3 separate regions of the Homo sapiens genome follow, and regions 1 and 2 are each linked to region 3. A link is an interaction called in ENCODE POLR2A ChIA-PET data of the cell type or tissue named here. Cell type or tissue: GM12878. All regions are shown on one strand. Links, peaks and the distances in the headings refer to the core of each region. The heading gives the core; the rest is flanking DNA. Region 1 has its middle 70 kb from the start of FZD7. Region 2 has its middle 30 kb from the start of BMPR2. Region 3 overlaps KIAA2012.

Region 1 (10,028 bases), core at 1,210-9,209, 180 kb after region 3:
GCTAGAAGGAGACTGGGAGTCACCTTCCATCAGGTGAAGCCAGAGGAGACCCTGCCACCGAGCTGGGAGGGACCAGGGGACAGGGTGCCCCACAGACGTCCTGGTGGAAGGTGGCTCGGGACAGTAGGGTGGGTGGGGCCTGGGTTGGGAACAGTGTGGGCTCCCTTTCCATCCCTCCGCATTCTCCCCCTGGGTGGCAGTCAGCCGGCAGGGTCTGCTGGAGCAGTGACCAAGGTCTGGGCCATTCTCAAAAGAAAGTACAGGCAGTTGTATTACCTGCTCAGGCTGTTAGAACAAAATATCACAGACTAGGTGGCTGAAACAACAGCAATGTATTCCCTCACAGTTCTGGAAGCTCAAAGTCCAAGATCAAGGTGTTGTCAGGGCCGGTTTCTATTGAGGCCTCTGACCTTGCCTACAGAGGACCGTCTTCCCCGTGTGTCTTTGCCCGGCCTGTTCTGGTGTGCACACATCCCTGGTGTCTCTCCCACTTCTTATAAGGACACCAGTTGTATTGGCTGAGGGTCCACCAGCTTCATTTTAGCTTCATTACCACTTTAAAGGCCCTGTCTCCAAATGCGGTCACACTCGGAGGTACTGGGGGTTAGGGCTCCAACATATGGGTGGGGGTTGGGTGGGGACAATTCAGCCTATAACAGCAGTGGGGGTTAAGAGAAGGTGCTGCGGGGAGAATCAAAGGAGAGAGGCTTAGAGGCTGGGCCCTGGGGTAGACACAGCCTGCAGCAGGGACAAGGGTGCCAGACTGATAACCTGGTGTTGGGTGGGGGTTTGGGTGGAGGGTGGCCGTCTAGGACCCTTAGCTGGGGTGGGAAAGGGCAGGTAGAGTGAGTGGTCTTGGGTGGCCGTGGGTGGCTCCCCCGCCTCCGCAGTTAGCCCCTTTCACATTTTCCCAAAGCTCCTCTTGGGTTTTCATTAAGACTGGAACTCACTCAGAAAGCCCACCCCCGGAGCGAAGTCTTTCTCCTGGCCTAAACAGCACCTCCAGGCCCCCTTGTGAAGGCTGGTTCTTTGGTCTTCAGATTGTTAAGGCACTGGGTTTGTGTCAATGGGGTCCTGGCATTTGCCTTTGGAAACCGGAGGAGGGGTGGTCAGATATTTGGAGGCCACACCAGGCAGTGTGGCCATCTAAAAGTAGCCGTAGGCCCTGCGAAACAAGCAGGAAAGAGGATAATGGCAGAGTGGGCTGCTTCAATTTCACTTTAGGCTAGCCAGGGGATGTGGGCAAGGCCGGTGCCTGTTGGCTTTGTGCGGGCGCTGCTTGGGTTTTTTAGCCACAGTGGTTTGCAGCCCTGTTAAGACAAATGATTGTGATTAGGAGGAAAAAGTGCAGAGGAGCTGGAGAGAGCCCCCACCCACCACCCACGGGAAACAGGAGAGAAAGAAACAGATGCTTGGGGCTGGCACTCGCATTAATGGGCAGACGGTTGTCATGCTCGACTGGTTTGGCTAGTCAGCCAGAGGCCCCGGGAAATAAAGGGCCTCTCCTCACACTGGCTTGTGGAGCAGTTGAGATCTCTGAGTTTCTCTTTGTCCTTGGAGAACGAGCTTTTGGGGAGGGGGCGACGGTCTAGGAACAGTCGGCTGTTGTTGGGGGTGGGGAGGGAGGTTGGTCTGAAATCTTCCTTCCCTACTCAGCAGGAGCGCCTAGGACACATGGCCCAAGACAGCAGGGCTGGCTCCAGCCTTCCTTCCTGAGAGCTCTGCAGTCCATTTTCTGCTTTCGTTTCCTCCTCCCCATGGCTGCATGCTGGCCTCCGCTACCGGGCTGCCCAGCAGAAGCACCAAGTCCACGCAGCTCTCTCTTGCTTTCTCTCACTCATGCCACAAAGGACCAAAGCAAAGTAAGGATTTTCATGCAATGGAATACAACTAGGCAATGAAAAAGCCTGAACTACTCCTCCGTTCAGCAATGTGAGGCAGCACCACAGGTAGAATGTGGAGAAGAAGCTAGACATGAAAGGGTAGGTCCTGTGTGATTCCATTTATCTGCACTCCTAGAATAGGTAAAATGAATCTATGGTGACAGAAGTCAGAAGGGTAGTAGCTTGCTTGGTATCAACTTGGAAAGGGCATGAAGGACCTCTTGGGCTGCTGGAAATCTATAGCTTGATCTGGATGGTGGGTACATGTGTGAATGCATCTTCAAAAATTCATCAACTTATCTACTGAAGATGTGTACACTTTATTTTTATTTTGTTTTGTTTTATTTTTTTGAGGTGGAGTCTCGTTCCATCATCCAGGCTGGAGTGCAGTGGTGTGATCTTGGCTCACTGCAACCTTCGCCTCCTGGGTTCAAGCAATTCTCCTGCCTTAGCCTCCTGAGTAGCTGGGGCTACGGGCACGTGCCACCACATTCGACTAATTTTTGTATTTTTTAGTAGAGATGGAGTTTCACCATGTTAGCCAGGCTGATCTCAAACTCCTGACCTCAGGTGATCCACTCACCTTGGCCTCCCACAGTGTCGGATTACAGGCACAAGCCACCATGCCTGGCCAATTTGTATATTTTAATGTGTATGTACTTAACCTAAATAAAAAAGTGGAAAGTACACTTTCAAATATTACATCATCTTGTTTTTTTTTGACAGAGTCTCTCTGTCGCCCAGGCTGGAGTGCAGTGGCATAAACACAGCTCACTGAAGCTTCAACCTCCTGCATTCAAGGAATTCTCCCACCTTAGCCTCCTGAGTAGCTGGGACCACAGGTGCGTACCACCACACCTGGCTAACTAAAACTTTTTTTTTGTAGAAACAAGGGTTTTGCCATGTTGCCCAGGCTGGTCTCAAACATCCTGGGCTCAAGCCATCCTCCTGCATCAGCCTCCCAAAGTGCTGGGATTACAGATGTGAACCACTGACCCCATGTGGCCACTCTTCTTGACTTCAGGATGCATAGGAGTATATTTCAAAGATTGCCGTTATTGGCGACCTGTTTAAATTCACTTTTAAAAAAGAGTTCTGACCTTCCAAGGCAGCTCTCTGAAAGAGTGTGGGGCTTTATACTCTTCAGAGAAGTCCTTTTGTATTTCTGGATGGTGAGTTGGGCCCACAGGAGTGAATCCAAGTGTGGAACACACGAATCCCGCCTTGCAAATAGACACTTCCTTCTCTAGTCTGGGTAGGAGATTGTGGTGCAAGGAATGGGGTCAAGGGTATCTTTGTTCTACTCCCCTACTCCTCTTATGATGGGGGGTAGCGTGGCTTCTTGGTTATAAGAGCAGCTACTTATTGGGGGATGCCTGGGCATCCTCCAGCACCTGACCCACTGATAATTCACAGATTGCATCTCCTCACCAGTCTTGCTGTTGGAGCTGCTGAGCAGGCGCAAGTCATACTGAGGCATGGGGGTCTACACTCTGCTTCCCCTCCCTGCCTAGCCGCTGGGGGGACCAACAAGAGCAGAATGAACAGGAAGCTATTGGGATGGCCACAGAGGAGGCACAAGAGAGGCCCAAGTATTTTGTCCCTGGGCATTCATTTCTCCTGAGTAGCTGGCAGCCCTGTGTTTAGCAGGGAGAGAGTGGGCTCTGTCATTAGTTTCTGTTTCTCAACTGACCCTCTCAGGTTGTCCCAGGGGCATTGGGAGGGCAGCTGGGTGTCAGGTAAGTCCCTGCCACCTGCTTCTTGGCTGATACTGCAGGACAGAAAGAGAGTGTAACAACCTTTTCTTCAAAGCTAGAATCCAGCTAACTCTGCCTCGGAAAAGTGCTGACACACAGCCCGGATGTGATCAGACACATTTCTTCCATTTGCTGCTGCTCTCGGTGAAAGCTACTGGTGTTTGATGAGCGGAAACAAGCCGCCCTGCTGAGATTTCCTGCCAGTGCCAAGTGTTTCTGCCAAGAGTGCTGAGCGTCCACCATGTTGAGGAGGTGCTTTTGTGCAGTCTGGCTCGATGAGATGCCTCCCTGTAGATGAGTGGGGCCTGTGGCATCCCCTGACCATCTTACAGATGCTCAGGCTAGAGCAGAGGCCGTTCATTCTCCACCAGTGACCATGTTCAAAGGGATGCGTGTGTGTGTGTGTGTGTGTGCGCGCACACGGCACGTGCATGTATGGATACATAGACATCGTGAAACCCATGGCTTGTGTGGAGCAGGGAGAGTCTGACCCTTTTTATGCTACCCTGAAGCTTTGTTTGGAAATACTTACTTTACCTGTGACACATTTTTGAGGGAAAAAGTGTGAGAGATCCAAGGAGACCCAACCCTGAAGAATCTTACAGCCACTTCTTCAATGGCATTTCCTCTGTCTATAATACTGTGCAAGTCTCTGTTGGAGCCAAGAGATGCCAGTAGTTATCTTGACAATTCTGTGGATCCCTACGAGACCTCCTGTGCTGTTGGGAAATGAAAACCTGCAGCTGGGGAGCCCATGGATGGGGCTGAGCACGCCCTCCCCTCCCACGTTTGGTGGTGTATTAATAACTGGGATAATTGCACCCCTAATGATCCCAGCAACAGTAATTTCTCTGGTGCACCCAGAAAAAAGCCTGCGATGCATTGACAAAATGACTTACAATTAAGACCCTTTCTGGGACTTCCAGGCCAGGTCTTTGCAACACTTTCTATTGTAAGCCTCTGTCCCTTCCATATATGAGCCTGCCTGGGCCCAAACTGCTCTGAACCTCACTGCCTTTTTCTCTTTCTGCCCCCAAATCCATTTTTCTTGAACAACCATGAAGGGCTGTAGTCCACAGAGCAATAGAAAGGACTCTCCATACAAGTTCTCCTTCATTCTAGCAATAGAGTATAATTTTACAATCTGCCAGGATGGCAGAGAGGAATGGGGAGGAACTCTGCCCATTGTCTTGGCATCATGGAAAATTTCCCCAGGTATCCCTGTGGAACTCTCCCCTGAAATCCAAACAAAAAGCACAAAGGCCAAGCCACACAGGAGCAGCACCACTACCAAATTTCTCAGAAGTTACCATGGATAAAAACTGGAATCCCCATTGGTTTTTCTTTTTAAAGCACAACTTTTATTAAATACCACGAGTTGGCCACTGTTAAGACAATGGACCTGTCCAAGCATCTTGTCTAGGAATCAAGGGAAGAAAGACATTGTGGGGCCCAAGAGCAGATGAATTGCTCCCAAGAATAGAAAACAAATGAGCCGAGGTATAAATGGTTGGAAAAACAAAAGGAAGATATTTCCTGCACAATGCAGACCATTGAACGGAAGGGGGCCGTGGACAGAGGCTCAGGTCGTGGGACCAGCCGAGGAGTGGTGGGACAGGCTACATGAGCTGTCAGCACACAACGGAGTTGAAGTGTCTTTTCCCCCATGCCTGTGATCCATGAAAACGCTGTGCTTCTCTCATTTTCTTGCCACAAACTGTATCTGCTCTGCTGCTAGCAGCTTTGTGGCTCTAAAAGAGGCAGAGATGTCAAGGTCTGACCCACACCCCGCTGGCTCCCACTCCTGGCCTGGCTAGCATCAAATGTTCACAATGGGCACAGGTCGTGACTTTCTTTCTGAGACCGGACTGCATCGAGGCCTGTGGCTAATTTCAGTGGAACATATGGACTCCTGTGTAACTTGACCTCATTGTCCCTGTTTATAATGGAGCCAGCAGGAGCACCACAATGGTCCTGGCCATCCCCACCCCCCAGGAGGCGTGGTTGAGGGTATTCCTTTCTCTCTGGAATACATGATCATCTTGCCCTCGGGGCACATTCACTAAAGTCATTATGGGGAGACATGTCTGTGGACAATGAGGAGCTCTGGTGTGCAGGGAGGAGCTTCTTCTGCCTGGAGCAACCAAGACTCAGTCCTCTTGTGGCGCACTGGAGGAGGCCACTAGGCAGGATTTGGGTGGGGAGGGGACAGTCTCCACCTTCCCATCCCCACCTCCCCATCACCACCAAGACTGGCCTTGCTACCCATTGGCAGAGTTCCTGGATGACCTCTTCTTGTGGTGATGGTGGCTGTGGGACTCTTGTTCTTCAGAACTTATCACAGTTAACTCTCAGTCTCCTTGGGGAGACCCAGCCTGGGAGAGGAGTTCTGCACTGGGAGATAAGGTCCAGGCCTCCCACCAAGGACCAGAATCACTGAATGCCTGAGATGGAAGAAACCTTAGCTCCTGATTCCAGTATTTTGTTTCAAATGAATAAATAAGGCCCCTAGAGAAGGGTAAGTGGCCAGTCTGTGGTCACACAGGTAGTGTCAGAATCTGGATTAGGCCAAGATCTTCCTTCTGGAGCACCATGTAAATCCTCAGGTAACATAGGGGCAGTTGTTGAGGATGCTGGCATCAAGCTGGGCTCTGTTTGTAATGTGGACAGAGACAAATGCTTCCCTCTTGCTTATATGCATACAAAATGACAAAATAGTTTCTCTTTTCTTTTCGTCTTCTTCTTTTTTTTTTTTTTTTTTTTTTTTTGAGATGGTGTCTCGCTCTGTTGCCCAGGCTGGAGTACAGTGGCATGATCTCGGCTCACTGCAACCTCTGCCTCCTGGGTTCAAGCGATTCTCCTTCCTCAGCTTTCCGAGTAGCTGGGATTACAGGTGCCTGCAACCACACCTGGCTAATCTTTGTATTTTTTAGTAGAAACAAGTTTTCACCATGTTGGCCAGGCTGGTCTCAAACTCCCAACCTCAAGTGATCTGCCCACTTCGGCCTCCCAAAGTGCTGGGATTACGGGATTCAGCCACCCCACCCAGCCTCTTTTCTTCTTTTAAAGAAATAACTCTCCATCCAGGGAGAAAAGACCTAGCCTCAGAGGGTTAGACTGGAACTTGCCAAAATTAGGGCAAACTTATCCAAGGGTAGCGTTATATCACCCACCTAATTCTTATTGACTCTGTAGGGCTGCAGCTAATACCTATTATGCAGGGCTTTGTTTTTCCCCTAATGGGACTCATTTTCTCCCCAGATTCAGAATGAGCTGCTTGTAATCTACTGCAAACCCTTCCTTTGTAGGCCTCGTGCAGCAGAGGCCCACACCTTGAGCAGGAGCCTTAGTATGCATTGGTTCGCCTTGATCCTCCTGGGTATTACAGTTCCCTCTTCATAGAGGAGGCCCCCAGGGCCAGAGAGGTGACTTACTGGAGGCCACAGCACTAGGAAGGAGCAGTGTCAAAATGCAAACCCTAGTGTGCTGACTGCAACCCAGGTGCTCTCTGTGACATCTCTTTGTGGTCCTCTGCCTTGGACTGTGGAGGGATCGTGAAGCTAGGCAGGGGACAAGGGGAACTTAAAGGAAAAAGTCCTAGAGGCCCCAGACATCAATGCCAAATGGCAACCCGGCAGCACCCTGCTACAGGACCCAGCTTCCCTTTAACCCTGAGCCAGCCCCTGTGGGTCTTCCAGGTCCCCCTGTGATTGCCTCCCGCCTCTGCCTGTTCCCCCATATGTTGTTCCTCCATCTCAGCCTCAAAGCCACTCTCAGTAGAAAACAACTTTCTGTTATAACCAAATGGGTTAGGTCTGGTTCAGCAACCTTATTATTCCAGCTCATCCCCAAGGGACCCAGCCCTGGGTCTTTAAACACCACACACCCAAAATGGCATCTCTCTGGGGAAAAAAAAAAAAGGAAACAGCAGCTTTGGGAGCAAATTTTACTAATTCCTACCCCATTGGAGAAGAAGCAAGAAGTTTCCTATGTCCAGAGAATGGGAAACTGCATTTTAGGAAAACTGAGTGTTTGAGAAATAAAGGGAACGCAGGGCAGCATGGGTAAAGCAGTGGGTGTCGAGAAAAGGAGAACATAGAAATGCGTGTGTGGGGGAAGATAGCCGCGGACGGATGGGGATAAATGGAGAAAGTCCAGCAAATGTTTACGTCTCCTGAGATTAAATCAGCACGTGTGATTGTGAGTAGGGAGAGGACTGGACCCGGGAAGCAAATCTTACACATTGTCTTTGGAAAGATGGTGGATACGGATGGGACATCTTAGTCATGAGTCACAAGAAAGAAAACCTGAGAGAAATCCCATCGAAGGCAAGAGCAGCTGGGTCCTACAGCTGGCATCGTTTTTCAGTTAGAAGTTAATCGAAGTGTTGGCTGGAGCCCTGGGTGGAAACAAAGCATTGGAAAGCCAGCCTAGCTTGGGGCCCTGGCTGGCTGCCGCTTAGCTCATGTGTAGGAACAGTGTGGCGCTGAGGAGGCGGGTGTGAATGGCGTCCTGGAGGTGAGTGCAGACACAACATCCACACATAGAGGCTGATCCAAAACCCATCCTTCTTTAAATTGGTAGAATGCTTACAAGTTGTCAAAATGCTTTTACATAATAAAAACCTTACCATCTAGGCAGGGCAAGTGTAAGAATGGGCATTTTGCAGAAGAGAAAACTGGGGCCCCAGGCAGGTGGAGTGACAGCCAGGTTGTACAGCTAGGACATGGTGGGACCAGGGTGGAACTAGTAGATTTCAAATCTACTTCATTTTAGACTAATACAGATTTTCCTCTGGAGTGGGGACTACAGGTCTCCTTTCCTGGGAATGGTCACCTAAACAGAATCAAGCTTCCGTTGCAAAGAAGAAGGGGACAGATGATGTTGAATGAATAGTCAACAGATGTCCGTCGCATGTTCAGTTATTTCTATACTGAGAGACATTCAGTTTGTTTCTAGTTTTTTGCTTGTGCACACAACACTGCAACGTAATAGCCTTGCAACATATTATTGCCCTTGGATGCATTTATTTCTTTAGGATAGATTTCCCAGGGTGGGACTGCTGGTACCAAGGGCAAGTGAGTTTTAATATGTACTGCCTGACTCTTGCCAAAAATGTTGTGGCATCCACATTCCCTGGCAATGGGTGGGAAAGCCAGTCTCCCCACATCCTCTCTGGCTTCCAGCATATTTTCCATTGTACTCTGCCACCATCCTTTTGGGAAGCTTTTACTGATTGCCAAGCAGGCATAGTTAGAGTGGCCCAATGAGTTAGTATTAGTTAATTGCCTTCAGATACTTGACTCCTAAAAGACATCTGTTCTTAAACGACAATTTAAGCCAGTCTGGAATTGACAGGTTTTGCCAATCAACTGCCACAATCTCTGGAATTTGAGTTTTGATCCATGATCTGCTGCTTAGGCGGATTTTTCCCTTCGTTTTGTTGATGCAGACACTGTAATGTGTCTTGTGCTTACTCTGTGTATTAACTGAACCTAAGCTACTTCTTATCACACTCCCCATATTTCTCGAGTTTATCCTTAGAGTATCTTGAAAGGTTTCTCTGTGTGAGTGTGTGTGTGTGTGTGCGCATGCGTGTGTGTGTGTGTGTGTGTGTGTGTGTGTGTGGTTTTTAGTTTAGTTTTGCTTTTCGTTTTTGCCTTTGACCAATTCAGAGAGATGTGCTAGGAATCAGCCATGCTGGTCACCTGTCACCTGGAGCAGCTGCTCTTTAATAGTTATTGCTTGATGTTGGAGGAATTAGCTTGAGAGAGAAGGCTGAGGTTTAGGGATGTCTACTTTGCCAATTCAAAGCTGATTTTGCAGGCAGTGGTTGAGGGGCTTTTTCAGTGTGATGATACAGCTTCTACATATCATTATGCCATGACATACGTATTCCATGTAGCAAATGAGAAAGATGACTGCCTGGTAAACCATGGACATTTAAGCTGCCAACACAATTCTCAGATAGCCTTTGCCTCAGTGCTAAAGCCTGTATTTGCATGCTATGGTAACAGTAGGTTTCTTTATCAATGGTTATTTTGTTTCTGGGATCTATTCTTAAATACAGAAAACATCACATTCTCTGGGATCACATTAACAAACCTGCACGTTGTGCACATGTACCCTAGAACTTAAAGTATAAAAAAAAAAATCTGAATTGCTTTTAGTGATCTGTTACATTGCATGATGAACACAGTTAACATGTTGTATATTTCAAAATTGCTAAAAGAATATATTTTTAACATTCTCACCCCCCCAAAAAGTGATAAATTGGTAAGGTAATAGACGTTATTAATTAGCTTTATGGAATCTTTCTACAATGTGTACAATGTATAGGTTTCTACAATGTATAGACCAAAACATCATGTTGAATACCATAAATGTA
Region 2 (10,028 bases), core at 844-8,843, 200 kb before region 3:
CTGCTTTGAAATTCCCATGTGAAAGACACTTAACCTGATCTTTATCTAGAAGCAGGTAGCTAAGGCATATATATATATGGGAAGACAACATTCATCCAAAAGTTAAAATAGGCTCTTGCTTGTGTAACTTGAATTTCTACTTGGCAAGAATGTAATTTAGCAGAGGGAATGCTATTATATAATTTTTTAAATACATGTTTCAAAAGATATAATATTCATTCTTTTTCATGATTTCATCCTCACATAGTATCTACATAGCAACAATAGTTACACAAAGTGCTCAATTCAGTATTCACACATATATAGCATATCAAATACTTTTGTATCATCATGCTATTATTATTATTATTATTATTATTATTATTTTGAGATGGAGTTTCGCTCTTGCTGCCCAGGGTGGAGCGCAATGGCGCGATCTTGGCTCATGCAACCTCTGCCTCCCAGGTTCAAGCAATTCTCCTGCCTCAGCCACTACGCCTGGCTAATTTTGTGTGTGTGGTTTTTTTTTTTTAGTAGAGACGGGATTTCTCCATGTTGGTCATGCTGGTCTCAAACTCCCGACCTCAGGTGATCCGCCCGCCTCAGCCTCCCAAAGTGCTGGGATTACAGGCGTGAGCCACCGCACCTGGCCTGTTTTGGTTTTAATTTGCATTTTTTAAAGTGATGTACGGGCATTTCTCTCTCTTAAACATTTGTAGAAGCCAGGCATGGTGGTGAGCCTGCAGTCTAGAGGATCCCTTGAGAGCAGGAGTGAGAGGCTGTGTTTTTATGGAGTCCAACATATCAGTCTTTTATGGCTTCTCGGTTATGTGTTCAGAGAGCCCTTCTTCATTCAAGACAATTGTTATGACAGCTTTATTGAGATATAATTCATATTTCATAAGATTCGCCTTTTTGAAGTACACATTTCAGTGGTTTTTATATAATCTATAATTCAATCTTCACCACTACTTAATTTTAGAACACTTCATTACTGCAAAAAGGAACCCCTTACCCATTAGCAATCACTCCCCAGTGCCCCCTCCCTCTAGCCCCTGACAATCATCAACCTACTTCTGTCTCTATGGATTTGCCTACCCTGGACATTTTATATAGATGGAATTACACAATAAATGGCCGCTTGTGATTGGCTTCTCTCACTTTGCATGTTTCAAGGTTCATCCATTTTGCGGCATGTATCAATCCTTAATTCTTTTTTCTTTTTTTTTTTTGACACCGAGTCTCTGTTGCCCAGGCTGGAGTGGAGTGGCGCAATCTCAGTTCACTGCAACCTCCACCTCCCAGGTTCAAGTGATTCTCCTGCCTCAGCCTCCCACGTAGCTGGGATTCCAGGCACCTGCCACCATGCCCAGCTAATTTTTGTATTTTTAGTAGAGACGAGGTTTCAATTATGTTGGCCAGGCTGGTCTTGAACTCCTGACCTCGTGATTCACCCGTCTCAGCCTCCCAAAGTGCTGGGATTACAGGCATGAGCCACTGTGCCCGGCCACTTAATTCTTTTTTATGATTGAATAATATCATTTATCCATCTATCCATTGATGGTCAATTGTTTTTTTCCCACTTTTTAGCTATTATAAATAATGTTGCTATAAACATTTGTATACGAGTTTTTATTTGAACACCTGTTTTTAGTTCTTTAGGGCGTATACCTAGAAGCAGTATTTTTGGCTTATCTGGTAATTCTGTTTGACATTTCAAGGAACTTCCTGTTTTCCGAAGGAGCCATACCATTTTACAATTTCATCAGCAATATATAAAAGTTCCAATTTCTCCATATCTTTCTTAACACTTGTTATTGTGTATCATTTTTATTTTAACCACCGTAGTGGGTATGAATGGGGATCTCACTGTGGCTTTGATTTACGTGTCCCTAATGGTTAATGATGTTAAGCATCATTTCATGTGCTTATTGGCCATTTGTATATCTTCTTTGGAGAAACGTTATTTCTTTATTGGCCAGGCGTGGTGTCTCATACCTGTAATCCCAGCACTTTGGGAGGCCGAGGCAGGCAGATAACTTGAGGCCAGGTGTTTGAGACCAGCCTGGCCAACATGGTGAAACCTCGTCTCTACTAAAAATACAAAAATTAACCAGACATTGTGGTGCATGCCTGTAGTCCCAGCTACTTGGGAGGCCGAGGCAGGAGAATTGCTTGAACCCCAGTGGTAGAGGTTGCAGCAGTGAGCCAAGATCGTGCCACTGCACTCCAGCCTGGGTGACAGAGTGAGACTTCATTTAAAAAAAACAAAACAAAAAAACTTATAACTTAACACTGTTGTCATTAAATAATTAACTGTGATTAGATTATAATGAACATAACAGGCACTCAAATACTTGTTTAATAAAAAAAGAATGAATGAAAGAGAATAAAGCAGAGAGACTTTTTTTGGCTGCTGTTTACCAAAAAAACCTAAGTGAGAACTGATAAAGGTCTGAGTTAAGGCTGAAAGGATGGATTCTCAGATACTTGGGGAGTAGAATCTACTCCTCTTGCATTATTAAAACCTGTAGGTCAACTTTGTCCAATTTACAATGCCCTCAGGACCAAAGCAGCTCCCTCATTCATAGTGATAAATTTTTATGTTCCAGGTATTGTTCTAAGTACTTCACATGTATAACTCATTTAACACTCACAGCAACTTTTCAATCCATCCTGTTGACCAGAATTAAATTAAATGGGGTTTCTATGGCCAAAGAAGGGAACAGTAGATATTTGGACTACCAGACTCAACCACAGGCCAGCAGCCTTGTGTTTCCTTGTGTCTTAGTCTTTGCTCTTACTTTGGAAATTAAACTCAAAGTTAGCTGGAAAACAATTTCAGGGAAAAAGGTCCACACATATTGTATAGGCGGCTGACTAAACATTAAGTAAAGTCAATGAGCCTGGTGTGTGTGTATAAGCAGGCATGTGATGAGAAGGGTAATATATACTTGGTTTTCTAGTTACCATTGTTGCTCAACAAACTATCCCAAATCTTTGTGTCTTAAAATAATAATAATCATTTATTTTGCTCACAAATCTGTAATTGGAGGAGGGTTCAATAGGGATGGCTTATATATGCTCTAAGATGTCTAGAGACTCAGCTAGGAAGACTTCAGGGCTGAGGGTGACTTGGCAGCTGGGACTTGAATTGTCTGAAGACTTGCTCACTCACATGTCTGGTGGTCGATACTGCCCCTCAGACTGGACCTCAGTTTGTGCTGTCATGTGGCTTTTCCATGGAGTTGTTTGGATTTCCTTTCATCATAATGGCTAAGTTCTGAAAGTGAGCATGCCAAGAGGCCAAGATGGAGGCCGAGTGACATTTTCATAATCTAGCCTTGCAACTCATGTAGAGTCATGATGCGGTCACAAAGACCCTCAAAGTTCAAGGAAAGGAGACAAAAATACCACCACTCAATAAGCAGTTCAAAAAACTGGGAAATATGTTTTAAAATCACCAACATTTAGTGTATACATATACACAGCAGCCTCAAATCCCTTTTTTGGCCCCCTATTAATGGTTCAGTACAGAAAAATGGTCTCCAGACTGTGGTAGCCACTATGAAGTCTGGATTCTTTTTTTTTTTTTTTTTTTGAGACGGAGTCTCGCTCTGTTGCCCAGGCTGGAGTGCAGTGGCGCCATCTCGGCTCACTGCAAGCTCCACCTCCCGGGTTCCCACCATTCTCCTGCCTCAGCCTGGGCCCTGAAGTTAGATCACCTGAATTAAAGTCTCAGTTCTGTCATTTTCTAGTTTTGTGACCTTGAAAAATTCAGTTAGCCTGTTTTAAGTTTTGTTTTCTTTGTTTGTTTGTTTTGTTTTGTTTTGTTTTTGGAGACAAGTTCTTGCCCTGTTGTCCCAGCTGGAGTGCAGTGGCATGATCACTCACTGCAGTCTCAACCTCCCAGACTCAAGTGATGCTCCCACCTCAGCATCCCAAGTAGCTGGGACTCCAGGTATGAGCCACCACGTCTGGCTAATTTTGAATTTTTTTTTTTTTTTAGAAAGAACATCTTACTACATTGCCTAGGCCGGTCTCAAACTCCTGGGCTCAAGCAGTCCTTCCATCTCAGCCTCCCAAACTGTTGGGATTACAGGCATGAACTACCATGCCCTGCTGCTTAAAGTTCTTTATATGAAAAGTAGAGATAATGGGCTGGGCGCAGTGGCTCATGCCTGTAATCCCAGCACTCTGGGAGGCCGAGGCGGGTGGATCACGAGGTCAGGGGTTTGAGACCAGCCTGACCAACATGGCGAAATCCCATGTCTACTAAAAATACAAAATTAGCCAGGCGTAGTGGCAGGCACCTGTAATCCCAGCTACTCAGGAGGCTGAGGCAAGAGAATCGCTTGAACCCAGGAAGCGGAGGTTGCAGTGAGCTGAGATCACTCCATTGCACTGCAGCTTGGGCAACAAGAGTGAAACTTTGTTTCAAAAAAATGAAAAAAAAAAAAAACCTAGATGTGGTGGTGGGCGCCTATAATCCCAGCTACTCAGGAGCCTGAGGCACAAGAATCATTTGAACCTAGGAGGTGGAAGTTGCAGTGAGCCGAAATTGTGGCACTGCACTTCAGCCTGGGCAACACAGTGAGACTCTAGCTCAAAAAACAAAACAAAACAAAAAAAACTAAGGCGAGCTCAGGGAGGACAGAAACCTCCCGTGGAGCAGAAGGGCAAAAGCTCGCTTGATGTTGATTTTTAGTACGAATACAGACCGTGAAAGCAGAGCCTCATGAAAAAAAAGAAAAAAAGAAAAACAAAGTAGAGATAAACATTATCTTCCTCATGGGCTTATAATAAAGGTTAAATTAATTAATACATGTAAAACATTTAAAAGAGTGCCTGGCATGTAGTAGAATTACTTAATAGATGTTAGTCATTATTATCAAGGCTTCTTAATTTGGAATGTATAGAGGAGCTTGAATGCTCTGAAAATATTTTAAATATGTTAAATAGATTACTTTAAATATCTATTATCTTTATTTTAAAATAGTCTGGCCTGGACTGGAAGGAAACACACCAATAAATATTAATAAGAGTTATCGTGAAATATTATTTGTTCATTGGTTATTTTAAATTTTATAGTTTAAATTTTCTGTACTTTCCAAATGTTTGGTAATCTCCAATCTTACTTTTATAATCAGAAGTTTTAAATATTTTAAGGACAGAAAAAAGAAATCTCACAGATATTGAGACACTTTATTTAAAATGACTACATCTGAGAAAATGAATCAAATATCATCATACTTCTCTACTTTAACACCAAGTGCCAAAATACAGTGAAGTAACATCTGCGAAGTTTGAGGGAAAATGATTGTGACCCAAGAATCCTGTACCCAGTTAAGCTGTACTTCACATGCAGTCTGACAGAAAGTACTGTCACACCTTCTCCATTCATTCAAGGACCCAGAAAATATAAGCAGGTGTTTTCTATAAAGTGTACCCATGTACACTTTATAGAAAAATATTATTCAGAGAAGTACTCTAGCAGACCTCCTAATTTGGAGGTTAAGTTAAATAATTTTTTAACTTAAAAAACACTTGAGGTGGGTCGTGGTGGCTCATGCCTGTAATAATGCCAGCACTTTGGGAGGCTGAGGTGGGAGGATAACTTGAGGCCAGGAATTCAAGGCTGCAGTGAGCTATGATCATGGTACTCCATTCTGGCCTGGGTGACAGAGTGAGACCCTGTCTGCAATAAAGCAAACAAACAAAAACCCTTGAACAGGAAAAGCTATAATAAAATAAATGGAAGTAAACAATGATCAATGCCAGGCACGGTGGCTCAGGCCTATAATCCCAGCACTTTGGGAAGCCAAGGCAGGAGGATCGCTTGGGTCCAGGAGTTCCAGACTAGCCTGAGCAGCACAGCAAAAATCTCTACCAAAAAAAAAAAAAACCCAGGCCGGGTTTAGTGGCTCACCCCTGTAATCCCAGCACTTTGGGAGGCTGAGGCGGGTGGATCACCTGAGGTCAGGAGATCAAGACCACCCTGGCCAACATGCTGAAACCCTGTCTCTACTAAAATACAAAAATTAGCCGGGCATGGTCGTGGGCGCCTGTAGTCTCAGCTATTTGGGAGTCTGAGGAAGGAGAACTGCTTGAACCCAGGAGGTGGAGATTGCAGTGAGCCAAGATTGCGCCACTGCACTCCAGCCTGGCAACAGAACAAGACTCTGTCTAAAAATAAATAAATAAATAAATAAATTAGCCAGGTATGGTGTCACATGCCTGTAGTCACAGCTACTCAGGAGGCTGAAGTAGGAGGATCATTTGAACCCAGGAGGTCGAGGCTGCAGTGAGCCATGATCATGCCACTGCACTCCAGCCTGGGTGACAGAGTAAGACTGTCTCAAAAAAAGAAAAGAAAAAAGAAAACAATAATCAAGTAATACAGAGTTTAACCCAAATAAGGTATAATAAAAAAAAATCAACTAAGTTTCCCTACTTATTTACTCAAAGTTTCTTGAGAAAAAGAAACAAGATAACAAAGAAGGAAACGAGGACTCCTTTGCTGTCTGCTAGGCATTTTTCAGTGAAGCTCCTTCTCAGCAAATAACACCCACTCACTCACTTAAGAAATTTTCATCATAAAGCAGAGGTGGGAAGAGATCAGCCCTCAGGTGTTTGGGCTGCACTACAGCTGCTGATCAACTGCCTTTAGTGACTCAAGCCAAGTTATAAACAAAGGGTGAACCTCAATGTCTGTGCAGGACTCAACTTGATAGGAAATCAAGGGAATTCAAAAACAATCATCCAACATTACATGGTTTGACCCTTTGGTTTTCAGAAAGCTGTAATTTTTCACAATCTTTGCCTGGAACTTTCTGTTATGGGCTATATCCCTTGCTGTGAATTCTTTTAAAAGTCTCTCATTGTCACCCTGAGGGTTAATTTGTTCCAGAAGAACAAAGAAAATAATGCTAGACTTCATCAGGATGCCCAGATTCTAGTCCAGCTCTGCTAATTAGGAGAGTGATCCTTGGATTAGTGATCAAAATATTTTTGAGTCGAAGTGTCTTTATCTCTCATAACTTCAGTCAGGGTCAAATAAATTAATGAATGCAAAAATGTCCACTGAACATTCTAAAATGCTATATGATATGGTTTGGCTCTGTGTCCTCACCCAAATCTTATGTTGAATTATGACCTTCAGTGTTGGAGGAGGCTTCTGGTGGGAGGTGATTGGATTGCGGTGTGATTGGATCATATTTCTTTTTCTTTTTTCTTTTTTTCTTTTTTTTTTTTTTTGAGACACAGTCTCACTCTGTCGCCCAGGCTGGAGTGCAGTGGCGCGATCTCGGCTCACTGCAAGCTCCTCCTCCCGGGTTCCCGCCATTCTCCTGCCTCAGCCTCCCGAGTAGCTGGGACTACAGGCGCCCGCCACCACACCCGGCTCATTTTTTGTATTTTTTAGTAGAGACGGGGTTTCACCATGTTAGCCAGGATGGTCTCGATCTCCTGACCTAGTGATCCGCACATCTCGGCCTCCCAAAGTGCTGGGATTACAGGCGTGAGCCACCGTGCCTGGCCAGTTTCAGGTAGTTCTTTATAAGTAGTGTGAGAATAGACTAATACACTACATAAATGTAAAATACTATTGTTACTTTTTTACTTTGGAATCATCATTATTAAAACAGTCTTGATAGCTTGACAACCTTTGTTTACCCTTAAGATTAGTATCCATGTCAGTTTCATCATCATCACGTGTTGAACAAGTGCCAGCCATTTTGGGAGCTTTAAGCCAAATCTTCCCTTAGATAAACAGAGTTATCTTTCCCACTTCCACCCCACTCTTCTTTCCCAAAACCTGCAACCCAAGAGTCTTATGCTATCTTGCAACCTTCAATCAATCAGTAAAGTGAGCCAATACAATAAATTTATATGAAGATTTAGTGTTATCCCTAATGTGTTATTCTTAACTGGAATATTACTTTTTTTTTTTTTTTTTTTTTTGAGACAGAGTCTCGCTTTGCTCTGTCAGCAGGCTGGAGTGCAGTGGCGCGATCTCGGCTCACTGCAACCTCCACCTCCTGGGTTCAAACGATTCCCCTGCCTCAGCCTCCCGAGTAGCTGGGACTACAGGCATGTGCCACCACGCCCAGCTAATTTTTGTATTTTTAGTAGAGATGAGGTTTCACCATGTTGGCCAGGATGGTCTCAATCTCTTGAGATCCGCCCGCCTCAGCTTCCCAAAGTGTCGGGATTACAGGCATGAGCCACCACTCCCGGCCATCCTTAACTGGAATACTTCTATTTCAAAAAGAAATTTTATAATTAAATAAAGTTCATGCTATTCCCTCCACCTGAGAAAACCTTTTTGTTTTCACCTGGCAAAATTCTAACCATCCTTCAAATCCCAGTTATCCTGCAATCTTCCCAGTGAAACCTTTCTAGACTTGTTTAAGAAAGTTGCCATTCCCTCCTATGGATCTCCACTCCCCTTTGCACATATCTTTGTTTTTTTTTTCTGTTTGTTTGTTTGTTTTTTGTTTTGTTTTTTGAGACGGAGTCTTGTTCTGTTGCCCAGGCTGGAGTGCAGTGGGGAGATCTTCGCTCACTGCAGGCTCCGCCTCCCAGGTTCACGCCATTCTCCTGCCTCAGCTTCTCGAGTAGCTGGGACTACAGGCGCCCACCACCATGCCCGGCTAATTTTTTGTATTTTTAGTAGAGACGGGGTTTCACCGTCTTAGCCAGGATGGTCTTGATCTCCTGACCTCGTGATGCACCTGCCTCGGCCTCGGGGGATTACAGGCTTCAGCCACAGCGCCCAGCCGCACATATCTCTTATACTTACCAATTTAAGGGTTAACATATATGTTATGATGGGAAAATATTATATATGGAATAGCAGCCCCAGTATTCCTGGGGGTGAAGGGAGTAGGAGGGTTTGAAGGGGAGACCTTGAGAAGCCTGAGTGCAGACAGAACTGTTTTTTGTTTTTTTTGTTTTTGTTTTTGTTTTTTTGAGACGGAGTCTTGCTCTGTCGCCCAGGCTGGAGTGCAGTGGCGCGATCTCGGCTCACTGCAAGCTCCGCCTCCTGGGTTCACGCCATTCTCCCGGCTCAGCCTGCCCAGTAGCTGGGACTACAGGCGCCTGCCACCATGACTGGCTAATTTTTTGTATTTTTAGTAGAGACGGGGTTTCACCGTGTTAGCCAGGATGGTCTTGATCTCCTGACCTCATGATCTGCCCGCCTCGGCCTCCCAAAGTGCTGGGATTACAGGGGTGAGCCACCGCGCCTGGCCAAGAACTGTTATCTATCCACCAAACAAAGACTGGAGTTTGTAGTAAAGTTTACTCCACAGAAACGAGGCAAGTAAAGGAGATACTTTTAAATAAGAAAGCATATCTGATGCTCTTCAAATCACATTGCTGAGCACTGTTCCTACATAATCCTTGCCTGGAATCCTCTGGCTCTTCTATAGGGATAAATTAGGATGTTCAGGACAAAAAGCTTTATTATTATTATTATTATTTTTTTTGAGACAGAGTTTTGCTCTTGTTGCCCAGGCTGGAGTGCAATGGCATGATCTTGGCTCATTGCAACCTCCGCTTCCCGGGTTCAAGCGATTCTTGTGCCTCAGCCTCCGGAGTAGCTGGGATTACAGGCATGCGCCACTGCGCCTGGCTAATTTTGTATTTTTTTAGTAGAGACAGGGTTTCTCCATGTTGGTCAGGCTGGTCTCGAACTCCCGATCTCAGATGATCCACCCACCTAGGCCTCCCAAAGTACTGGGATTACAGGCGTGAGCCACCACACCTGGCCTATTATTTATTTGTCTATTTATTTGAGACAGGGTCTCACTCTGTCGCCCAGGCTGGAGTGCAATGGCAAGATCTCGGCCCGCTGCAACCTCCATCTCCTGAGTTCAAGTGATTCTCCTGCCTAGCCTCCTGAGTAGCTGGGAGTATTGGCACGCACCACTACGCCCAAGTAATTTTTGTGTTTTGTTTTTTTTTTTTTTTGAGACAGAGTTTTGCTCTTGTTGCCCAGGCTGGAGTGCAATAGCGCGATCTCGGCTCACCTCAACCTCCGCCTC
Region 3 (10,028 bases), core at 1,257-9,256:
TTTTTTTTTTTTGAGATGGAGTCTTGCTCTGTCACCCAGGCTGGAGTGCAGTGGCGCAATCTCAGCTTACTGCAACCTCCACCTCCCGGGTTCAAGAGATTCTTCTGCCTCAGGCTCCCGAGTATCTGGGACTACAGGTGAGTACTACCACACCTGGCTAATTTTTTGTATTTTTAGTAGAGACAGGGTTTCACTTTGTTAGCCAGGATGGTCTCCATCTCCTGACCTCGTAATCCACCCACCTCAGCCTCCCAAAGTTCTGGGATTACAGGCGTGAGCCACTGCACCCGGCTGCTACTTTTTTATAGAGATGGGGTCTCACTTTGTTGCCCAGGCTGGTCTCAAACTCCTGAGCTCAAGTAATCCTCCAGCCTTGGTCTCCCAAAGTGCTGGGATTATGGATGTGAGCCACCACTCCTGGCCTAGAAGTTGGGATTTAAATGCAGCTTTATTGGATTTCCAAATGACTAGGCCTCTTTAAAGTGCGGTTCATGTGTGAAAGGGGCCCTATTAGTCCTGACATCTATTTCCTTATCTGTAAACAGGGATAATAACTGTACCAACTACATGGGGATGTTGTAAGGATGAGATAATCCTAAACCCTGTGCATAGTAAAACTCAAAAACATTGGCTGTTTTTACCATTTAAAAAGACCCTCTTGGCCAGGCGGGTGGCTCAAGCCTGTAATCCCAGCACTTTGGGAGGCCAAGGTGGGTGGATCACCTGAGGTCAGGAGTTCAAGACCAGCCTGGTCAACATGGCGAAACCCCGACTCTACTAAAACTACAAAAATTAGCCGGGTGTGGTGACGGGCGCCTGTAATCCCAGCTACTTGGGAGGCTGAGGCAGGAGAATCGCTTGAATCCTGGAGGCAGAGGTTGCAGTGGGCCGAGACTGTACCACTGCACTCCAGCCTGGGCAACAGAGTGAGACTCCATCTCAAAAAAAAAAAAAAAAAAAAAAAAGACCCTCTCAAGAGAATGGGGAGATAATTGTTAAAGCTTGTGATAGGTATGTGGAGGTTCATCATACTATCCTTTTACATATCTTTGAAATTTTTCATAATACAAAGAAAAAAGGAAAAAAATTAACTACGCAGATATTATGTGTCACTAGCAGCCAAGACATCGATTAATACAGACTTATTGGAATAAATGATAGTTGCAGTGAAAACTCAGCAAATAAAAGCCTTCCTTTTGTAATTAAAAACAAACCCCTCTCAGGAAATTAGCCTTAAATTGTCTAGGGCGTTTTGGGGCAGACAAAGTAATCCTGTGGGTAAGGTTGAACCAGAAGATGAAGTTTGCTTAGATCTTCAAAAAGCCTTTGAATAAAGTTCCACAACCAAAGCTATTTACAAAACCAGAGGGGTGGGGAGAGAGAGAAGGGAGAGTGAGCACAGGCATGGAAATAGGTGAACGTTGGCAGTGTCTTGGAAAAGACAGCTGACTTTAGAAACAAGAAACAAAGGCAGGGTAGGGAGTCAAGAGCACTTCTCTTGATGGGGAAATGCAGAAGCGAATTCTCTTAGGCATTGGTGTGGAGACCAATCTTACTTGTCAGCCTCAGAGAGATCTCCAAGAAGGATGCCTAGTGACATCCCCGAGTCTGCACATGACCCAAAGCTTTTCCAGAGAAGGAAAAACCAAATCATAATGACCAATGGCAGGAAATGCCCAGAGATTGTGTGAGTTGTGGGGAAAATATCAGTTGAACTTCCATCTCATTATCACTGAAAATAAAACAAGTGCAATCTCTGAATTCTACTTAGAGGAGATAGGGTTTTTCTATTCAGAACATGGATCTTAATGTTAATGACAGGTTTAGTTTCACTTTGTTGCCCTGGCTAGTTTCGAACTTCTGGTTTCAAGTGATCCGCCCACCTTGGCCTCCCAAAGTGCTGGGATTACAGGTGTGAGCCACTGTGCCCGGCCTGTTGATTTATTTTTGAGTGGCTCCCATGTACCAGGAACTGTGCCAGACACAAAGGATACAAAGGCAGATAACAGCCTTATAGAAGGCAGGGTAGGGTACGGCTTAAAAGGACACTGAAATAAAAGGTTACGATTGTACCCTTGTACAAAACATAGTGTGTCTACAGGTGTTTTATCTTTTGTTTTTTTTTCGTGTGCATGTTGTTTTTGGTCCTGAAAGAGGAGAGCTGACGGGGATATGAACACCATCTGTGAAACCACCAAGGAAACAGATGGCGGTAAACACAGGTTTATTCAAACCAAATCCTAGTAAGCTAGAATTACAGGCTACTCTTTGAAATCCAAAAGAGATACACTTAGGATACATAAGATTAAATATGAATTTATACTGTTGTAAACTTATGAAACCTGAACTCAAGAGATAGTATAGGTTGAAACAGAAGTGAAGAAAGGGATATAACACCAATTTAACAGGATTTTTAGGATACTATCAAAGTTCTAAGCCCCACAAAGCAACAAAACAAAACCCAAGATAAGGCATGTGAGAAAGGATGTTTGTTCTCCCTAGCCTGGAAATAGTTTAAACAAAGGGAGAAAAGTGACAATGTGAAAACTGGTGAGATGCTTTCTTTCTTATTTTAAACAAAGAGATGCAATCATTTTTGGGAAATCTAATTAAGGTTTGAGCTTGTACTTTGATACTCTTTACTGACAACCTCTGCCCTGACAGCTCTATAAACAAGTGGGCTCAAGCGCCCCTCTTTTCCCAAGCTTACATAGATGGATCTGGATGGATGAGAGTTTTATGCTCTGAGTTCCAATTTTTCAGAAAGATGAATTCATTGTCCCCCAAAGTCTAGAGTTAGAGGGATAAAATGCCAAAAAGGGATTGAGATCCTTAAAAAGAGAATGCTGATGACTCTATTCAATAAACTAATAAAAACCTGATTAATGTTAAATATTTTAAACCAATGATAATTTGCTAAAAAATAATGGTGCTATGGTGTTGACCCCGTTCAGCTTGCTGAATACTTGTTGTATACACTGAGTCCGAGATTATTTTATGCTAGACTTGAATAAAACCAGCTCTCCTCATGATCTGTCTTTCCTTATAGGTAGAATTTAGAAAAAGGCAAAACAATGAAAAAAAAAAAAAAAGCCCAGGAAAACAAATAACATAATCCACCTCGATTTCAAGTTAGCATGACAGCACTTTTTTCATGCATTATTTGCAAGTCTTTTCCGAATAGATACATTTTTTTTTTTTACATAGTTGCAGTCATAGTTGACTTATTTTGATTTCCACTTTTAAAATGTTAAATCAGGCTGGGCACGGTGGCTCACGCCTGTCATCCTAGCACTTTGGGAGGCCAAGGCGGGTAGATTGCCTGAGCTCAGGAGTTCGAGACCAGGCTGGGCAACACAGTGAAACCCTGTCTCTACTAAAATACAAAAAAATTAGCTGGGAGTGGTGGCATGATCCTATAATTCCAGTTACTTGGGAGGCTGAGGTAAGAGAATTGCTTGAACCCTGGAGGCGGAGGTTGCAGTGAGCCGAGTTTGTGCCATTGCATTCCAGCCTGGGTGACAGAGCAAGACTCTATCTCAAAAAGAAAAAAAAAAAAAAAAAAAAATTAAACCAGTGGTTGTCAATTGGAGGTGATTTCGCTCCCCAGTGGGCATTTGGCAGGGTCTGGAAACATTTTTGATTGTCACAACTGGGGAGGGTTGTGCTACTGGCATCTAGTATACTGCTTAACATCCTGCAATCAACAGGAAAGTTCCCCACAACAAAGACTATCTGGTCCAAAATGTCAGTGATGTTGCCTGTTAGTTAAACATTAGTATTAAATCTCAGTTTCTAGTATGAACAATCATTCTTTTTTAATGCTTGAAGTCAACCCTTCACTGAGGGTGAAACTGCCATTGCCAAATTATAACTGAGACAGTGAAACAGATCTGACCTAACCAACTCCATCTTGATTCTAACCTCCAGGCTGTCCTTGTTCATTCCTGGGTGTAGGCTGAACTAACTTTGGGAGGATCTTAGTTTACAGTTTAGCTTTGAAACAAAGACGATAACAGCCCTTTCCCAAAACAAGTCCCCTTCCTACTTGTGAACCAGACTGCCTTTGCAGGACTAACAAATTAGCCACAAAATTAGAAATTATGGTTTAGGAGTCATGCGGCTGGAGGCCACAAGATTCTAAACCTCCCCAAAATCATTTCTCTGATGTTACACTCTTAGGCTGTTTCCAGATTTTCTCTGTTATAGATAATGCTGCAATGGACATCTTCACTGACTTTTTTCTTTTTTTCTGTTGAATTATTTCCTTAGGATAAATTCCCGGAAGTCAGAAATACATAATCAATGGATATTTCATGTTTTTCATGTTTCATGAGTTATATTGCCATTTTGCTTTACAAAGGGATTGAACCAAGACTGTGTTCCACCAGAAGTGTATAAGTATACCAGTTTTACCAAAACTCTGGCAGCCCTGGGTGTTACCATTTAAAAAGAGTAAGAGAAGGCACAAATCTCAGATATAAGATGGTACTTACAGTTTGCCTCAATATGCATATAAATTGTTAATCAAGATGAATGATTTTTTTCATATTTATTTTCTGTTACTCCTTTTAGGATATGAATTGTTTCTGTCTTTTGTTTATTTTTCTCCTGGTTCTCAATGATTTTCTTTTAAAATTGGAGGTAATCTTTACTGAGTATAGATGGTAAAGTTAATGAAACTATTTTACTTTTTTTTCTAGTTTTACTTCCTCCCACCACTGTCTAGCTATATTAATATTTCCTCTTGAAATTTTCATTTATAATTTTAATACTCTTTTTAGGTGCTGGTCACCTTACCCAACCTGCGGCCTCTACACAGAGAGGCCTTGGGGGAGAGGAAAAGCTTCTCCAGTGATTGATGTCAGCAGCTCACCGAGGTAAGAGCAATACTCTGTCTCTGAAAGTATCCCGGGAACTAATTTCCCTTAATCAAATGAAGGGCCTTAGGAGGAGCCACGAGGCAGAAATGAAAATAAATCTGAAGAATACCAAATTCTGTGAGGAGTTTGAAAGACCTGCATTAAAAAAGGGCACTGTACCTTCAGGACTGCAGCTCTGGCAATGTTCCATATGCAGCTATTAATATGCAAAAAATGCCTTCATAAATACTTGATTCTGTTCACAGTGGGGAAGCAGTTCATTTGAAAGAGGAAATGGGAGCTTGGAGTTGAAACATGTCTGGTTGTCTCCTTTTTCTTTTTTCATTGCTCTCTTTTCATCTCCACATTTCCCCTTGTAGTTTTCTTACCCCTGCCCCCACCACCTCACCCCCTCTTCCAACTCCTAGGAAGTTGCTGATATCAGTTGCTACTCTCGTTTCTTTTGATGGATTCGCTGCCTAGGCCCCGCTCCTTGGGTCAGGTGTGGAAGGGGTGCCTTGGGAACCATTCCCACCATTTGCCATCATCGTGTGCTGGAGGAAGGAGCCTAACCGTTTCTGCTCCCACTGCAGCTTGGACAGCCTCTGAGGAGACAAGGTGAAGGCTCTCCCATCACAGCGGTAGGGCCTCTGCAGAAGCCTCCAGCCCAGGGAACGCCGTCACCCCAGCCTCTGCAGAGCACCCTGTGGCTTTCTCTCCAACCCACACGCCAGAGATTGTTTTCAAAATCTAGGTCTGCGACTTCTCATTAGAGGGTGGTAATACCAGAATATCCACCTTTGACATGTCTTCCCCTCGCTCAGCTAGCAGGGTGATAAAAGTACAAATCTTTCATGTGACTGAACCCCTAATAGGGTCAGATCCCAAGGAAGGGAGGGAGGGGGCAGCCAGTGGGGGAACTGATGGAAAGGAACGGTGCTGCTAAGATCAGTATTGTGATGTCCTCTGCTTCAGGGTGGGAAAGGCCGCAGGGAAGGAATCCCCTGGATTGCCAGTGGCCCATCAAGGTAGGGAACTGAAATCAGCTGGACAGAAATTTGTTCTAAATGTGTTCCAGATGCTTTATAATAAACATGAAATTAGTCATTGCCATGGAGTAGGCTGAGGAAGTAGTTAAAACTGAAGTCAGTGATTAATCTAATAAGAGGCCATTAGCCTCGAGAAGTAAGCGGGGGTGCAGGAGGCCAGGAAGTCACCCCCACCTCCCTCCCACCCTGTTTTCTCTGTGTTTGGGGCTGGTGGGGCTCCCTAGACTTCTCCTCAGATGCCCTTTCTTTCCAGGGCTGCTTCTAAAGGAATTGGGACTACTGCGACTTGGACAAACCAATGGGTTCTGGTGGGAGCCACCCCATCATTTCACAAAGGAGGCAGGTGCATGGGCTTCTCAGGGAGCTGACTTTCCACAGCCTCACGGGGGGAACCAGCATGAGAGTTTAAGACCCCTCGCTCTGGTGTTCCTTCTTCTGACTACAAAGTTAACAATTCAACCTAGGATTTAATGTGACATGGTTGAGCCCCTCTTTCTTTTTTTTTGAGACGGAGTCTTGCTCTGTTGCCCAGGCTGGAGTGCAATGGAGTGATCTTGGCTCATTGCAACCTCCATCTTCTGCATTCAAGCGATTCTCCTGCCTCAGCCTCCCGAGTAGCTGGGATTACAGATGTGCGCCACCATGCCCAGCTAATTTTTGTATTTTTAGTAGAGACGGGGTTTCACCATGTTGGCCAGGCTGGTCTTGAACTCCTGACCTCGTGATCCGCCCACCTTGGCCTCCCAAAGTGCTGGGATTACAGGCGTGAGCCACTGCACCTGGCTGAGCCTCTCTTTCATTGCAGGTGATAGTAGCTCTTTTGGAATAGAACCGTGGGGCTGTGTGAATTTGGGGTGTGTTTAGGGTATGTGAGGCCTTTGCATGGCCTTTGGGTTGCAGAATTATCAAAATACACCATATTATGTTTTCCTTAGTCACACACTCTTTCAAAAACTCTGTCTCTAGATCCCGTAAATGGGATGTCTGCAAAGTGGGCATTTAAAATATGCAAATGTTGGTTCTGCAGCTCCTTGGCAGCAGGGAGGAGCCGCTCAGCTGCGTTTCACCTCAGTGGAGGCCTGACCCAGGCCTAGGGTTGTCACAGAGAGTTCAGGTCCTACCTCAGAGCCCAGCTCAGGCACGCAGATGAAAGCAAACCCGTTTCTTTATCATTATGTATAATGAGTGCTGGGGAAGAAGAGATAGCTAGGCTGTGGCAGGAAGGAAGGTGGACAGAATGGAGAAGTCAAGATCATGGCCTGGAGGTGTCACACAGTAGGATGAGACCTGGGAGTCCCCTGGAGCTGCATGTGCTGCCTCTGCCTCAGGTTCTCCGAGGCCCTGGATTCAGTTCTAGGAATTCCCCTGAGTTGTCTCTCTAGAGAGAATTTGGAGACAGTTCCAGCTTCAAAGCTTCCAAGGAAGGAACAAACTTATAAATATTTGTGAACATATGTCCTTGAACCACTAATAGATATTCTTTTTTTTTTTTTTTTTTCCTGAGACAGGGTCTCACTCTGGATTCTGGCTGCAGCATGATCTCAGCTCACTGCAACCTCCAACTCCCAGGTTCAAGCGATTTTCCTGCCTCAGCCTCCCAAGTAGCTGGGACCACAGGTGCATGCCACCACACCCGGCTAATTTTTGTATTTTTAGTAGACACGGGGTTGGTTTCACCACGTTGGCCAGGCTGGTCTCGAACTCCTGACCTCAGGTGATCTGCCTGCCTCAGCCTCGCAAAGTGCTGGGATTGCAGGCATGAGCCACTGTGACTGGCCCGCTAATAGAAATTCTTAATGTATCTAGATGAAGCACCATCCTCCTTTCTTCATGATTACCTTTGCACTTTGTTTTTCTTAATTGCTAATGTTTATCTCTAATTACGAATTACTAATTTTACGAATGAAAACTAGTGCCTACTGCCTCACTGGATGCCACCTTTCTGTGTTCCCTTATTCCCTTTCTGACTTTGCAGAAGTCAGGGAAAGACCTTGAGCTTATTCACACAAGTAAAGAGCCAAATAATACAGTCCAAGTTAAGACATTCCAAGTCTAAGAGTAAAGGAACCTCTGTGATTTCATAGTCTACTTGTCTCATTTTACTGATTAGGCAAATGAGGCCCAGAGAGGTAAAGAGTCTCACTGAGGGGCACACAGCAAGCTGAAACAAGAACCCAAGAGTTGTGACTCCTAGTGTCATCCTCATTCAGAGTCAATACTATACCTGCTTCTCTGTTGTTTGGGTCAACGGTGAGGTTTCATAAAGGTTCATGTGAAGATTGGCTCTAGGTTCAGTGTTTGCTGTAGTGAAAATCAAAGAGGAAAAAAGATCAAGGTGGTCAGATCTGGATCTCATGACTTTTTATATATACCATACACACACACACACCTAGTTCATATGTATGTAAGATTATAAGCACATATACACCCATGGCATTCATAATTTACTCACCAAAAAACACCTGTAACCTCTATAGGCATAGCCTAAACACCATGTTAAACATAGTGTTAAGACCTTATATTCAAACATATATTATTCTTGTTTTGGTTGCTCTTTAAAAGAACAAAAGTAAATTCTTTATGCTATTAAAATTCAGATAAAGCTGAAATTAAAAAGGAAATATTGATGGAAAAAAATCTGCTGATGCTGTTGAGTATAAATTTTGTATGACTGCACTTCACTGAAGTAGGAAAAGGCTTCTGCAAACTTCCAAATAGAGAGATCAGAGGCTTCCCTTTTTCCTCATAATGTGGAGGGGCAAGAGGAAGGGTGGAAACATGAATCAAACAAAGGCAAACGCCAAAGTGGGGATGGAGGGAGGGGACTAACAGAAACCATGGAAACCGCGGAGCCAGCCGGGAAGAAGGCACCACCCGGACACCAGCATGGGGCTGTCGTGTGATGGCCATGACTCCCCTCCATGTTGTCATTGTCAATGTTCTCTATAGGTGTGGCAGCTGAGGTGCAAAAGGTATAGTAACCCACTCAAAGTTGTACCACTAGTGAGGTTTTGAGTAAGGATTTCCCTCCAAGACTGCCCGACCCTAAAACTCCATGGCGCAAAAGGATAGGTTTTATTTTGCTTTTCTTTTTTTTCCCTTAAGAAAGTAAATTTGGTCAGGTGCGGTGGCTCATGCTTGTAATCCCAGCACTTTGGGAGGCCGAGGTGGGTGGAGTGCTTGAGGCCAGGAGTTCGAGACCAGTCTGGCCAACAAGGTGAAACCCCATCTCTACTAAAAATACAAAAATTAGCCGGGCGTGGTGGTGCGCGCCTGTAGTCGCAGCTACTCCGGAGGCTGAGGCAGGAGAATCACTTGAACCTGGGAGGCAGAGGTTGCAGTGAGCTGAGATCACGCCACTGCACTCCAGCCTGGGTGACAGAGTGAGACTCCATCTCAAAAAAAAAAAAAAAAAAAGTAACTTTAATGTTCTAAAGGAATGTTTATTTGAGGAATAGATTTAGCTAAGCACATGGCTCTACTGACGAAGGGTTTAGTTTCTTCTGTGGGACGAATGTCCAACAAAAAGTTCTTTCCATACTTGATACTCATAAGTAGCTCTTTTAGGAGCCAATGGCCATATATGACTCTGTATCTTTGTCTTTTTGAACTTAAGCCTCTACTCATTCTTTGTGGGCTGACCTTCCCTTTTCTGTTGTTTCTCAGCTATCTTCTTCTCTTTGAAAATGGCTTTTGCACAGATTTAAAACATTTCTTAGCAGAGTGGTGGCGCGTGCCTGTAATCCCAGCTACTCAGGAGGCTGAGGCACAAGAATCACCTGAACCCGGGAGGTGGAGGTTGCAGTGAGCCGAGATTTACCACTGCACTCCAGCCTAGGTGACAGTGAGAGGTGACAACGTGCTAGCAGCCCTTGCTTACTCTCGGCGCCTCGTTGGCCTCCGCGTCCGCTCTGGCGTGCTGGAGGAGCCCTTCAGCCCGCCGCTGCGCTGTGGGGCCCTTCTCTGGGGCTGGTCGAGGCCTGAGCCTCTGCTCGCCGGGAGGTGTGGAGGGAGAGGCGCAGGCAGGAGCCGGGGCTGCGTGCAGCAGCTCGCTCGTCGGCCGGCGCGGGTTCCGGGTGGGCGCGGACTGGGCCTGTCGCGGCCGACGCCTGCTGGG

Evidence for each region. ChIA-PET counts read pairs that join two places held together with the same protein. Peaks named below come from ENCODE experiments on the same cell type or tissue, not always from the same donor. Only the 100,000 strongest peaks of a DNase experiment are listed, where the experiment ranks them.
Region 1: POLR2A ChIA-PET joins it to region 3 with 5 read pairs; 3 of 35 experiments call an interaction of 5 or more read pairs at or near these places.
Region 2: POLR2A ChIA-PET joins it to region 3 with 6 read pairs; 2 of 35 experiments call an interaction of 5 or more read pairs at or near these places.

What each region holds. Positions count from the first base shown.
Region 1 is chr2:201,958,591-201,968,618 of GRCh38, reverse strand. No RefSeq gene overlaps it. Among named protein-coding and RNA genes, the nearest start is that of FZD7, 70 kb to the left of the region's middle. RefSeq lists enhancers at 3,865-3,954, 4,967-5,467, 5,468-5,968. In GM12878, for the core only: a CTCF peak has its summit at 2,893 (motif pointing left); no DNase peak of the experiment used is centred there.
Region 2 is chr2:202,340,959-202,350,986 of GRCh38, reverse strand. No RefSeq gene overlaps it. Among named protein-coding and RNA genes, the nearest start is that of BMPR2, 30 kb to the left of the region's middle. In GM12878, for the core only: no CTCF peak of the experiment used is centred there; no DNase peak of the experiment used is centred there.
Region 3 is chr2:202,136,616-202,146,643 of GRCh38, reverse strand. KIAA2012 reads right to left here. Exons shown (of 24, transcript NM_001277372.4): 13 at 8,136-8,212. Among named protein-coding and RNA genes, the nearest start is that of KIAA2012-AS1, 25 kb to the right of the region's middle. In GM12878, for the core only: no CTCF peak of the experiment used is centred there; a DNase peak (open chromatin) is centred at 5,763; H3K27ac peaks cover 254 bases; H3K27me3 peaks cover 120 bases.